2 separate regions of the Homo sapiens genome follow, and region 2 is linked to region 1. A link is an interaction called in ENCODE POLR2A ChIA-PET data of the cell type or tissue named here. Cell type or tissue: PC-9. All regions are shown on one strand. Each heading gives the region's core, and the rest is flanking DNA. Links, peaks and the distances in the headings are about the cores only. Region 1 overlaps SKAP1 (src kinase associated phosphoprotein 1). Region 2 has its middle 6.4 kb from the start of HOXB1.

Region 1 (5,382 bases), core at 224-5,223:
TAAAAAGAACAAAAGGGCCTATAAGGGAATGGACCTATGTAACTTTACCATTTCAAAGAACCATTGAAGGTATAAAAACAGGGCTGGCTTCAGAAATTTTGGCAGTCGCAGTCTTACTTAAGCCAAACCACTCTGATAGGTATAAAATGCCTGAATAATATAAGCGGGAAAAGGTCCAAGAAGGGAGATTTCTTAGTTTAAGGCACCTGAACCTGTTTCCTGTTTTCAGAAAGATCTCTTCTGTTTGCTGCACTCCAACCTTGAGCAGCCACTCCCACAGGGCTGACTGCAGCCTATACCTGCACATTTGACCTGCCTCTTGATTCCAGACTCTTTCCAGATGTTCCAGCGTTTATCTTTTAAAAGTTTCCCTTGCAGTTGACACCATCTTCCCCACCTTAAATATTTATTGGAAATGACAGTTCTGTATGTCATCCTTAGCTATTGGTCATCTAAAGTTTCCGGACTTCTATAAAGAACCTGTCACATTAGAGTATTTTATTATCTTTCTGCATAAGTCAGAGTGAGCGTCAACAAACAACTAGTCAGAAGCTGCGGGCAAAGCAGTTTTGGTAGCATGGATAACTCAGGCTCTCCTTGGACTGATTCTGATTGACTATGTGGAAGGGGTTACCCTGGATTCCCAATTCTAGAAAAGTAGATGATTGAATTCACTTTCAGGAATCCAAGAGTTTAGAATAAGTTTCAGATTTTGAGATACTGACTATAAAATAAGAATAGTTAAAAGACAAAAATTAAAAACTCTTAACTGTTTTAGACTTTATTTTATATTTCTTATGCATCTTACACTGAGTAGTACACTATTCCCTTGGAGCAAAAAGCTCCCTGATGACTACGTAATTCGCTTCAAGACACTATGTTTTGATTTAGCAAATCCCTGTATTCATTTATTTCATGAGATCCTGTTTTCATGAAAGAGTTAAACTCCTTCTATAAGGTAAAGAGCTTAATCACTATGGGATGAGATATTTTTTCTATTTTCCAGTGCAATTACTCTTTTTCTTAAATCTAATTGAATTCACTTTCCATGTTAGTGGGGGAAGGGAAGTGGGTAGGAGGGATGCAGCATATGTTAGAAGACAAATAGTGTAAACTGTAGACCTTTTAATACAGTGGATTTTTGTAAAGATAAAAAATTGTGATCTGATAAAAATGTTTAATATTCAGTGGTATGGCAGGCGTGGGGGAAATTTTGACCATCAGAAACTGGATTTTGTGTATGGAGAATATCAGGGACATTGCATAAGGAACATTCGTATTTATAATTTATAAAGCACCTTGGGATTCTCTAGACGAAAAGCACCATATAAATATGAGCATTTTCATTTCATGTGGGTGATCACAGAATGTTGGCATTTCAGCATAAACCATATTTCAGTAGTGAAAGGGATATAAACTCTTATGTAGATTTGGTTTTGCTGCCATTTTCTCTTCCCTGAGTTGTAACATACACAATGGAGCATGCCCTTATTGGCTGCCTCCTTTACCTTTTCTAAAGTTCCTGTCTATTTCGTTTTGTCTTTGTGGTGTCAATGTACTGTCCAGCATTTGGCTTTATACTCATAAGCTAGACTACTGAAGGAAGTAAACATTTATCTTGGATCTATCTGGTATAGTGTTTTCCATCCTTCAGTATTTCTGATGTCTAAGGGAGGAAAACCTCCAGATATCATTGAAGGGGGAAGAGGGGGAGGCTGTCACTCTGTGGCACATTAAGACACAGTATAGAACAGGAGACTACTATTATTTCAAGGTTCTTTGAAAGTTCTTTAGGATATGACAGAATATATATGTATGTGTGTGTGTGTGTGATTTGAAAATCTGGATCATACAATCACATTTTAGGGGATCAATCTGACAAACATTTATTGAATGTCTAATATGTGCTGACAGCCCACAATCCTTTGGAGATGCCAGTGTATGTAATACAATGCAGGTAAATGGTGGTAGGCAACAGCTATGATAACTGATCAAGTAAAATGCAAGACAGGAAGGGGTTGAGTCCAACCTGGGGCAACTAGGAAGCCAGCTAGAGAAGAGGGAGTTTGAGCATGGCCTGGAAGGATGAGTGGGTGGATGGGAGGATGGGAAAGGCACTCCAGGTGGAAGGCACAGGGCTGGGTTTGCGGAATGATGATGAATAATCCTGTGAGGCTGGGGTTTGGGGCATGAGTTTCACATGTAGGAGGTAAGATGAAAGGTAGGCTCAGTATTTCAGGTCATGGTTTCAAATCCTCTTCAAAATAAGTGTAGGTCATGAAGCTGCAGTGTTATGAGAAAACTGTTTTTAACTATGAGTGTTCCTAGCTTATTATTTCCCCTGTGTGCTCAAGAGTTTCTGGCTTCACTAGTTCAGGTCCTTCCCAGGCTCACCATCATCCAAGGAGGGCTCTGCCATTCTCAGTCAAGTGTTTTGGCCTTGTGATGCAGCATGGGGAGAATGTGGAGAATAAGATACTTAGGTTGACAGTAGAAGACAGGGAGCAAAGAAGCAGTCTCCACCCCATATCTTCAAGGATTAAGAGAGACAGGGCAGAATGGCATGGGACTGTGAGAGAGTTCTGGGACAGGAGAGTGAGAGGCTCCAGGGAGTTCTGGGGATTTTGAAAAAGGAGGAGAAGTTGCCTTGTAAAATGGGCTACAGGTATTTTTGAGGACAGAAATTCCTACTTTTGTTGTGCTTCTGTGAATGTGATACTTCTTCAGGACTGGGTCCTGGTGTCAAAGGGATAGACAGCTCAGTGTGAGATTGCATGTGATTTTCCATGGTCTGGAGGCTATATTATATTTATTAACCACATATTATACCAAGAGAGAGTGATGAGGGGTGAGCCTAAAAATGAAGTGGATCAGAATCTTTTAGCATTTTGCTCCTCCATGAATTCTCTATTTAATGATTAATGTTTGTTGAATAGATTGAGATGGTTCTCACTGTATATATTAATTACTGCTTAACAATAATGTGTTTTCTCTTAATCCTGTCACATCTCTTTAATGGCTGCCTTAAACTTCCACTTTCCAGTCTCCCTAAGCTCTAGGCCAGTCCCTGCTCCATGGCTTTTTACTCTTAGTAAATGGCTTTGCCTTCTCCTCCCTTCAAGTAAAAATATCTCCGTATCTTCATTCTCTTCTATCCTTTAACTCCTTTCTCTAAGGAATGAGTCCCCTGCCTGTTAGCCAGGACTGATTCTTGTATAGTATTGACTGACCCATTTCTACCTTTCCAGGACCTGATTCTACCCATTATCTTCTCTTTTAGACTGGTTCTTTCTCATATGCTGGAAAATCAGCTCAGATCTCCCCTCTCCTAAAACTAAAACAAAATAACCAAAAAGCTCCTCTCTCCTCCTACCATTTATCCCTTTCATTCTTTTCACCAAACAACTTTTTTTAGGTAACATATACCCACAGCCTCTAGTTTCTGAGTACTCACTCACTCTAAGATCACTAATAACTAGGCTTGTTTTTAGTAGACTACTGAAACTGCTCCTTGGAAGATGAGCAAAGATCTTCTTGTTTTGTTTCCTCTCTATTCCCACCAACCCTTCCCATCAGCCCAATATCCAACAAATTATAAATTTTCAGGGAGATTCCCAATTACCTATCTTTATATTCCTTCAGCACCTAGCATTATGCATTGCACATGGTAGAGACTCCATGAGTATTTGAATTGAATCTAGATTTCTTTCTTTCTTTCTTTTTTGAGATGGAGTCTCGCTCTGTCACCCAGGCTGGAGTGCAGTGGCGTGATCTCGGCTCACTGCAACCTCCGTCTCCTGGGTTCAAGAATTGCTTGAACCCAGCAATTCTTCTACTTCAGCCTCCCAAGTAGCTGGGATTACAGGCACCCACCACCATGCCCAGCTAATTTTTGCAGTTTTAATAGACATGGGGTTTCACCACATTGGCCAGGGTGGTCTTGAACTCCTGACCTCAGCTGATCCGCCCACCTTGGCCTCCCAAAGTGCTGGGATTACAGGCGTGAGCTACCGCACCCAGTCTGAATCTACATTTCTTAGACCTTCCTTATGGTCCCCTGGCTCCTGATTTTCTTCCACCATGTTAGGAACCTTGCAGTAGTCTCAGTGCTACAACTGGCATCAGGGCACATAGCTTTCTTTAATGAGCTTACAGAAATAGGAAATATCTCATCCTCAGTTGTACACAACAAAATTTTTAAAAAATTATCATTTATCAAAAAATATAATGAAGACTATGTTATTTTGATTTTCTGTTGAGATTATAGGAAACCAACAATAAATAATCCAACGTAAAATAGCGTATCATAATGATCAATGGTAGTGATCAACAACTTAAAAATGAATTCAAAACATGCTAATTAGCCAAACTTATCAAGTGAGTCTCCCACTGACCCAAACATAAACCACTTTTTATATTATTTGATAGCCTATATTTCTTGAGCATTTTCCCAGAAAGTGCTTCAGGTGGCTGATATGATATATACTAAACTATATCCAGGAATTGAGCCAATCACTACTATAATAATATATTGATAGGACATCTTTAATAAATATGATTTTTTTTTTCTGCAGAGGGTAGAAGAACACATATTCTTACTTCAAATCCAAACACTTAAAGATAATCAATGAGATGTAGGGACTTTTGTACTACTATGTTGCTCTTGCGTGTCTTATATTGCTATGGAATTTCACTAACAGGAAGTGAAGTTTCCTTCTCCCCTCCATTTCATGGAAAACCTTTAAGAGTGGTGAGGAGCAGCTGAAGTGCCACTCAACTTCTTTCACATGTATATATGCTGAAGTTACTCCGCCAATTCTCTACCCTACCTTGCTGTCCACCTTATTGCAAGCAATATGAAATGCCCAAGGAAGTCAATACTAGCTTACTATAGTTGTTTACTTGTAGCATTCCTTTAGAATGGGCCTAACCACCAAAAATACAAAGAATCCATGAGTTTCTGTGGTGCATTCTAATGCTCAGTTAAAATCCATCCTCTTTGTCACTATTTGGTTCAACAGTTTAGGTCAACAAACACTCTGGGAGCACTTACTTGGGGACAGGCATTGTGCTAGGGCTGCAAAAAGCCAGAATCCAGTGAGGGATAGAGATTTGTAAGCACAGAATTTCCATATAAGACTGGTAGTGATTTGAAGAAGTCAAATCACAGTGAATAATAATTTTAAAAGAGTGAGCTGTGTTTTGGGCAATTATATATTTTAAACTTTATCTTAAAATATAGAATTGCTCAAATTTAAAAGTTGAAATTTAAGTTTTTAAAGATCAATGAAATGCTACAAAAATAATATATAAACAAGTACAAAGTGAAAAAACAAGACAAAAACATTGACTAGCTTAGTCACTGAACAGATTGTTCTCAAA
Region 2 (5,381 bases), core at 382-5,381, 240 kb after region 1:
TCTATCTGCTCTCCCCAGCCCAAATCTAGGGAGGCCAAACCCAAGATCAAAGGTTGGGGCTAGGCCAGTGAGGTGGCTCATGCCTGTAATCCCAGCACTTTGGGAGGCCAAGGAGGGCAGATCACCTGAGGTCGGGAGTTCAAGACCAGCCTGACCAACATGGTGAAACCCCCATCTCTACTAAAAAATACAAAAATTAGCCGGGTGTGGTGGCAGGCACCTATAATCCCAGCTACTCAAGAGGCTGAAGCAGGAGAATCGCTTGAACCCGGGAGGCGGAGGTTGCAGTGAGCTGAGATCGCACCATTGCACTCCAGCCTGGGCGACAGAGCAAGACTCAAAAAAAAAAAAAAAAAGTTGGGGCTTAGGAAGTAAAGAATATTCATAATTTTTTCCTTCTTTCTTTCTTTTTTTTTCAGGCAGGGTTTCGCTCTGTTGCCCCAGGCTAGAGTGCAATGGTGTAATCACGGCTCCCTACAGCTTTGACCTCCTGGGCTCAAGCGATCCTCCCACCTCAGCCTCCTGAGTAGGTAGGACTACAAGCATGCACCACCACAAGTTTTTCACTATGAGATGAATTGTTTTTGTTGCTGTTAGAGAAAGGATATTTCTTTTAATGCAAGCTAATTAAACTGTCATAAATCTGGTTGAGAACCTTAGACTGTATGTAGTACATATTGTAATGGGATTAGTGCTAGCTATGTGGGCCAGAATAGTTGGGTTCAAGCCCTTGCTTGGCCATTTTTTTTTTTTTTTTTTAATACAGGGTCTCACTTTGTCACCCAGGCTGGAGTGCAGTGGCGCAATCTCGGCCCGCTGCAACCTCTGCCTCCCAGGCCCAAGCAATCCTCCCACCTCAACCTCCCAAGTAGCTGGGATCACAGGTGTGTGCCAACATACCCAGCTAATTTTTTGTATTTTTGGTAGAGATGGGGTTTTACCATGTGGCACAGGCTGGTCTCGAACTCCCAAGCTTGGGCAATTCACCCGCCTCAGCCTCCCAAAGTGTGGGATTACAGGCGGGAGTCACTGTGCCTGGCCTTTGCTTGGCCACTTCTTAGCATTGTGGCCCTGGACAAGTTTCTTGATTTCTATTAGTCTCAGCCTCGGAGAAAAAGAATGGGTTTAATACTACTTATCTTGCTGCCTTGTTAGTAGGATTAAAGCAAACAAGAAAATACAAACCACAGGGAACTCTCTAAATGTATGATATTAACTTTAAATCACATTCTGAAATGCTATGAGTCAGTCTTCTGCTTTTTAATATAACTAGCATATTAAAATATGGAAATAAGTAGGCTGGGTGCGGTGACTCATGCCTGTAATCCCAGCACTATGGGAGGCTGAGGCAGGCAGATCACCAGAGGTCAGGGGTTCGAGACCAGTCTGGCCAACATGGTGAAACCCTGTGTCTATTAAAAATACAAAAATTAGCCGGGCGTGGTGGCACACACCTGTGGTCTCAGTTACTCAGGAGGCTGAGGCAGGAGAATTGCTTGAACCTGGGAGGTGGAGGCTACAGTGAGCCGAGATCACGCCATTGAACTCCAGCCTGGGTGACACAGTGAGATTCTGTCTCAAAAAACAAAAAACGAAAAACGAACAAAAACTTATCTATCTATCTATCTATCTATCTATCTATCTATCTATCTATCTATGTGTGTGTGTGTGTGTGATAGGAGGAGAATAGCATTTAGGCTATATTTTCATGTAACATAGCACCATATATTATACAATATAATATGTACTTTATCATATGCAAATTTCATTGAGAATTGAGAAGATTGGCTCTGTTTAGGCAAAGGATTTTCTTCTAACCTGAAGGGTTTCTTGAAAACCAAAGCCTAATATTTTATGCCTATAAAGAATCCAAATTATTAAAATTGCAACAGAAAGGTTTGTGGTTGGATATTAGAAAGAACTTCTTGATTTTCCAAACATTGGGGAAAAGTTTTCTAGGGAGGATGTTGTCTCTTCTTCCTTAAGGAATTTCGCTTGGAAACTGTCCATCCTAGAGGTGACCTGACTTCTGGATCTAGACAGATCAGCAAGATGTAAACTTCCATCTGGAGTCAATAATTGGGGGCATGATTAAATAATGACTGAGATCTTTCTAAAAGGAAAGGTTAGCGTGACATGAAGAATTAAAATAATTTTCTACTTAATCGAGTTTATCTAAATGCAATAGTTTTTTTTTGGCCAAAATATCTGCTTTGGAAATCTTAGCCAAACAGTGATCAAGCTGAATTTGGGTCTGAATGACTATACAGATTGTGATTTTTCTGCAGTTGTTGGGGGAGAGAGAAAGTTTTTTTTTTTTTTTTGAGACGGAGTCTTGCTCTGTCACCCAGGCTGGAGTGCAGTGGCGTGATCTCGGCTTACTGCAAGCTCCGCCTCCTGGGTGCACGCCATTCTCCTGACTCAGCCTCCCAAATAGCTGGGACCACAGGCGCCTGTCACCACGCCCGGCTAATTTTTTCGTATTTTTAGTAGAGACAGGGTTTCACTGTGTTAGCCAGGATGGTCTCGATCTCCTGACCTCGTGATCCGCCCGCCTCAGCCTCCCAAAGTGCTGGGATTACAGGCGTGAGCCACCGCGCCCGGCCCCGGAGAGAGAGAAAGTTTTAAGAGGGCTCCTTTACTATTCATTCTCTCCTCTGAAGAGGAAGATCTCTTTCCGGCACTAAATATCTACCTTACCCTGAATGTGGACAGAGGGATGGCTGGAGGAGAGAAGAGGGGTAGGCAGAGCTGGGCTGGAGAGATCAGTGGAGGATCTGGGCTATAATCAGCCTCAGCAGGCAGAAGATGAATTGAGGCCCTACAGGCCACCTTCTGCAAAGTGAGGACTGAGAGTACATCCCAAGAAGATCTGCAGTGGGGCCAGCAAGTGCTTGTCAGAGACTTGGGTAAAGATGGGTAGGTGAATTCAGCAGTGCTGTTTAGGGAGTCTCAGAAATTGTGCCTATGCTCTGATGCCCCAGCAACCAGATTAAACATAACTAAAAGGGACTGTTAAAGTCTAGAACATCATGTCAAAAAAGAAGTTTGGTGGCTCTTTTTATATGAAATGGCCTACTTAAAAAAACAAACAAACAAAAAACAAAAGAAAAAGAGTAAACATAACCAAATGTTGGGGGAGGTGGCAGAGGATGAAAGTCAAAGGAAAACTTGGCTAGGATACTTTTTAATACTCATATTTATTGAATACCAGGCACCTGGCAGACAATGCTGCACCCGATTACCTGCTTGTTGAAAAGATTTTGCTCTCTACTCATTTAAATAAAGATAAATGCATGATTATTGGTGTAAAGATACTAATTAAAATGTATTGACCAGGCACAGTGGCTCACGCCTGTAATCCTAGCACTTTGGGAGGCTGAGGCAGGAGGATCACTTGAGCTCAGGAGTTCAAGACCAACCTGGGCAATACAGTGAGATATCATCTCCACAGAATATTTTAAAACTAGCCGTAAAAAATAAATAAATAAAATAAATAAAAGGCCAGGGGAGGTGGCTCACACCTGTAATCCCAGCACTTTGGGAGGCCGAGGCGGACGGATCACTTGAGGTCAGGAGTTCGAGGCCAGCCTGGCCAACATGGTGAAACCTCATCTTTACTAAAAATATAAAAATTAGCCAGGCGTGGTGGCAGGTACCTGAGGTCCCAGCTACTTGGGAGGCTGAGACAGGAGAATCACTTGAACCCAGAAGGTGGAGGTTGAAGTGAGCCGAGATCCTGCCACTGCACTTCAGCCTGGACAACAGAGTAAGCCTCCGTCTCAAAAATAAATAAATAAATAAATAAATAGCCAGCCAGCTGCGGTAGCTCATGCCTGTAATCCCAGCACTTTGGAAGGCCAAGGCGGGCAGATCACCTGAGGTCAGCAGTTTGAGGCCAGCCTGGCCAACATGGCGAAACCCTGTCTCTACTAAAACTACAAAAATTAACCGGGCATGATGGCGGGCGCCTGTAATCCAAGCTACTCAGGAAGCTGAAGCAGGAGAATTGCTTTAACCCAGAAGGCAGAGGTTGAAGTGAGCCGAGATCACGCCATTGCACTCCAGCCTGGGCGACAAGAGCGAGACTCTGTAAAAAAAAAAAAAAAAAAAAAAAAAAAAAAATTAGCCAAACTTAGTGGCTCGCACCTGTACTCCTAGTTACTCGGATGGCTGACATGGGAGGACCACTTGAGCCCAGGAGGTTGAGGCTGTGGTGAGCTGTGACTGCACCACTCCATTCCAGCCTGGGTGACAAAGTGAGACCCTATCTCAAAAAATAAAAGAAAATTTGTTAAAATGGCCCCACCAGATTCACGTGAGGTAGGTCACTGTCAAACACCAAGAGTTACTTAACAGCACAAGACATCGGCCATAATAAACAGTTAATACATTGTTTGTGAAGACTAAATAATATATACTAAAGAATATGCATATATTAATGTAGAGTACATTAGAGGCATTTAATTCTTACATTTATTTCACAGATAGAGAAACTGAGGTCCAGAAAGGGGAATAGACTTGCTCAGGCATAAGTTAACTTTTTTTTTTTTTAATGACTCAGGGTTACCATGATTGCGAGTAATTCCTCAGTCTAATGGTCCTTTGCTTTCACTGTAATATTAATGGGACATGCCTCTTAAAAGAATGATTCACTAAGAGCAGGGCAGACTGACGAGCAGCTTTCCGGGCTGCACTGAAACCTTCCCACTCCAACCACAGGGAATTTATAACCACTCTGTGCTACAGACCACTCACAATTGGTCCTGACCCAAGAGGAACCCTGCCCCAATCAGGATGGAATAAGTGAGTGCGGCCACTTGGAGCTGCCCTCTAATCTGCCACCACCACTGGGGTCTGCTGCCCTATCTGGGAACCACCCCCTCTTCCCCTTACTCCTCCATGGCCAACTGGGAAAACTCAAGCTAAAAAGGATGACCCAAGAGATGAAAGAAGGAAAAGAAGTTAATTCGGAACACAGGGATCCTGAATTGCAATCCTTTATGAATCCCAAATTGCCAGGCATTCCCTTGAATCTGAATTGGGTAGGGAAATTGAAGATGGGAGTCACTTCCTTCTGCAAATTCATTGCCTCTTTGTGCTGCCGTGGTATCATCAGAGACGGTGAGTTTCATAAATTTGGAAAGAAGACAGCCAGCAACGCTTTTGTGTTTCCTGTAAAAAGAGTTTCAACTCCTCTCCAATAATCAGCCAAAGACAACACCTGGACTAAGACCTCTCACCCCTAGGATATCCAAAGTACCTGAATCTAAACAGGTACATTGAGCCTTTGGTTGGCTCACCACTACTTTGGCAGGAAGGAATCAGGACTGATGCAGGCCCAGGCAGGAACAAAGATTCCCTGCCATTTGAGCTACTGG

The links. ChIA-PET counts read pairs that join two places held together with the same protein. Peaks named below come from ENCODE experiments on the same cell type or tissue, not always from the same donor. Only the 100,000 strongest peaks of a DNase experiment are listed, where the experiment ranks them.
Region 2: POLR2A ChIA-PET joins it to region 1 with 5 read pairs; 2 of 35 experiments call an interaction of 5 or more read pairs at or near these places.

The regions. Positions count from the first base shown.
Region 1 is chr17:48,297,755-48,303,136 of GRCh38, forward strand. The region is part of intron 4 of SKAP1 (src kinase associated phosphoprotein 1); the gene reads right to left. All of the region lies in intron 1 of SKAP1-AS2 (SKAP1 antisense RNA 2), which reads left to right. Among named protein-coding and RNA genes, the nearest start is that of SKAP1-AS2, 6.1 kb to the left of the region's middle. RefSeq lists an enhancer at 2,342-2,431. In PC-9, for the core only: no CTCF peak of the experiment used is centred there; no DNase peak of the experiment used is centred there.
Region 2 is chr17:48,534,715-48,540,095 of GRCh38, forward strand. No RefSeq gene overlaps it. Among named protein-coding and RNA genes, the nearest start is that of HOXB1, 6.4 kb to the left of the region's middle. RefSeq lists an enhancer at 2,213-2,507. In PC-9, for the core only: no CTCF peak of the experiment used is centred there; no DNase peak of the experiment used is centred there; H3K27ac peaks cover 468 bases.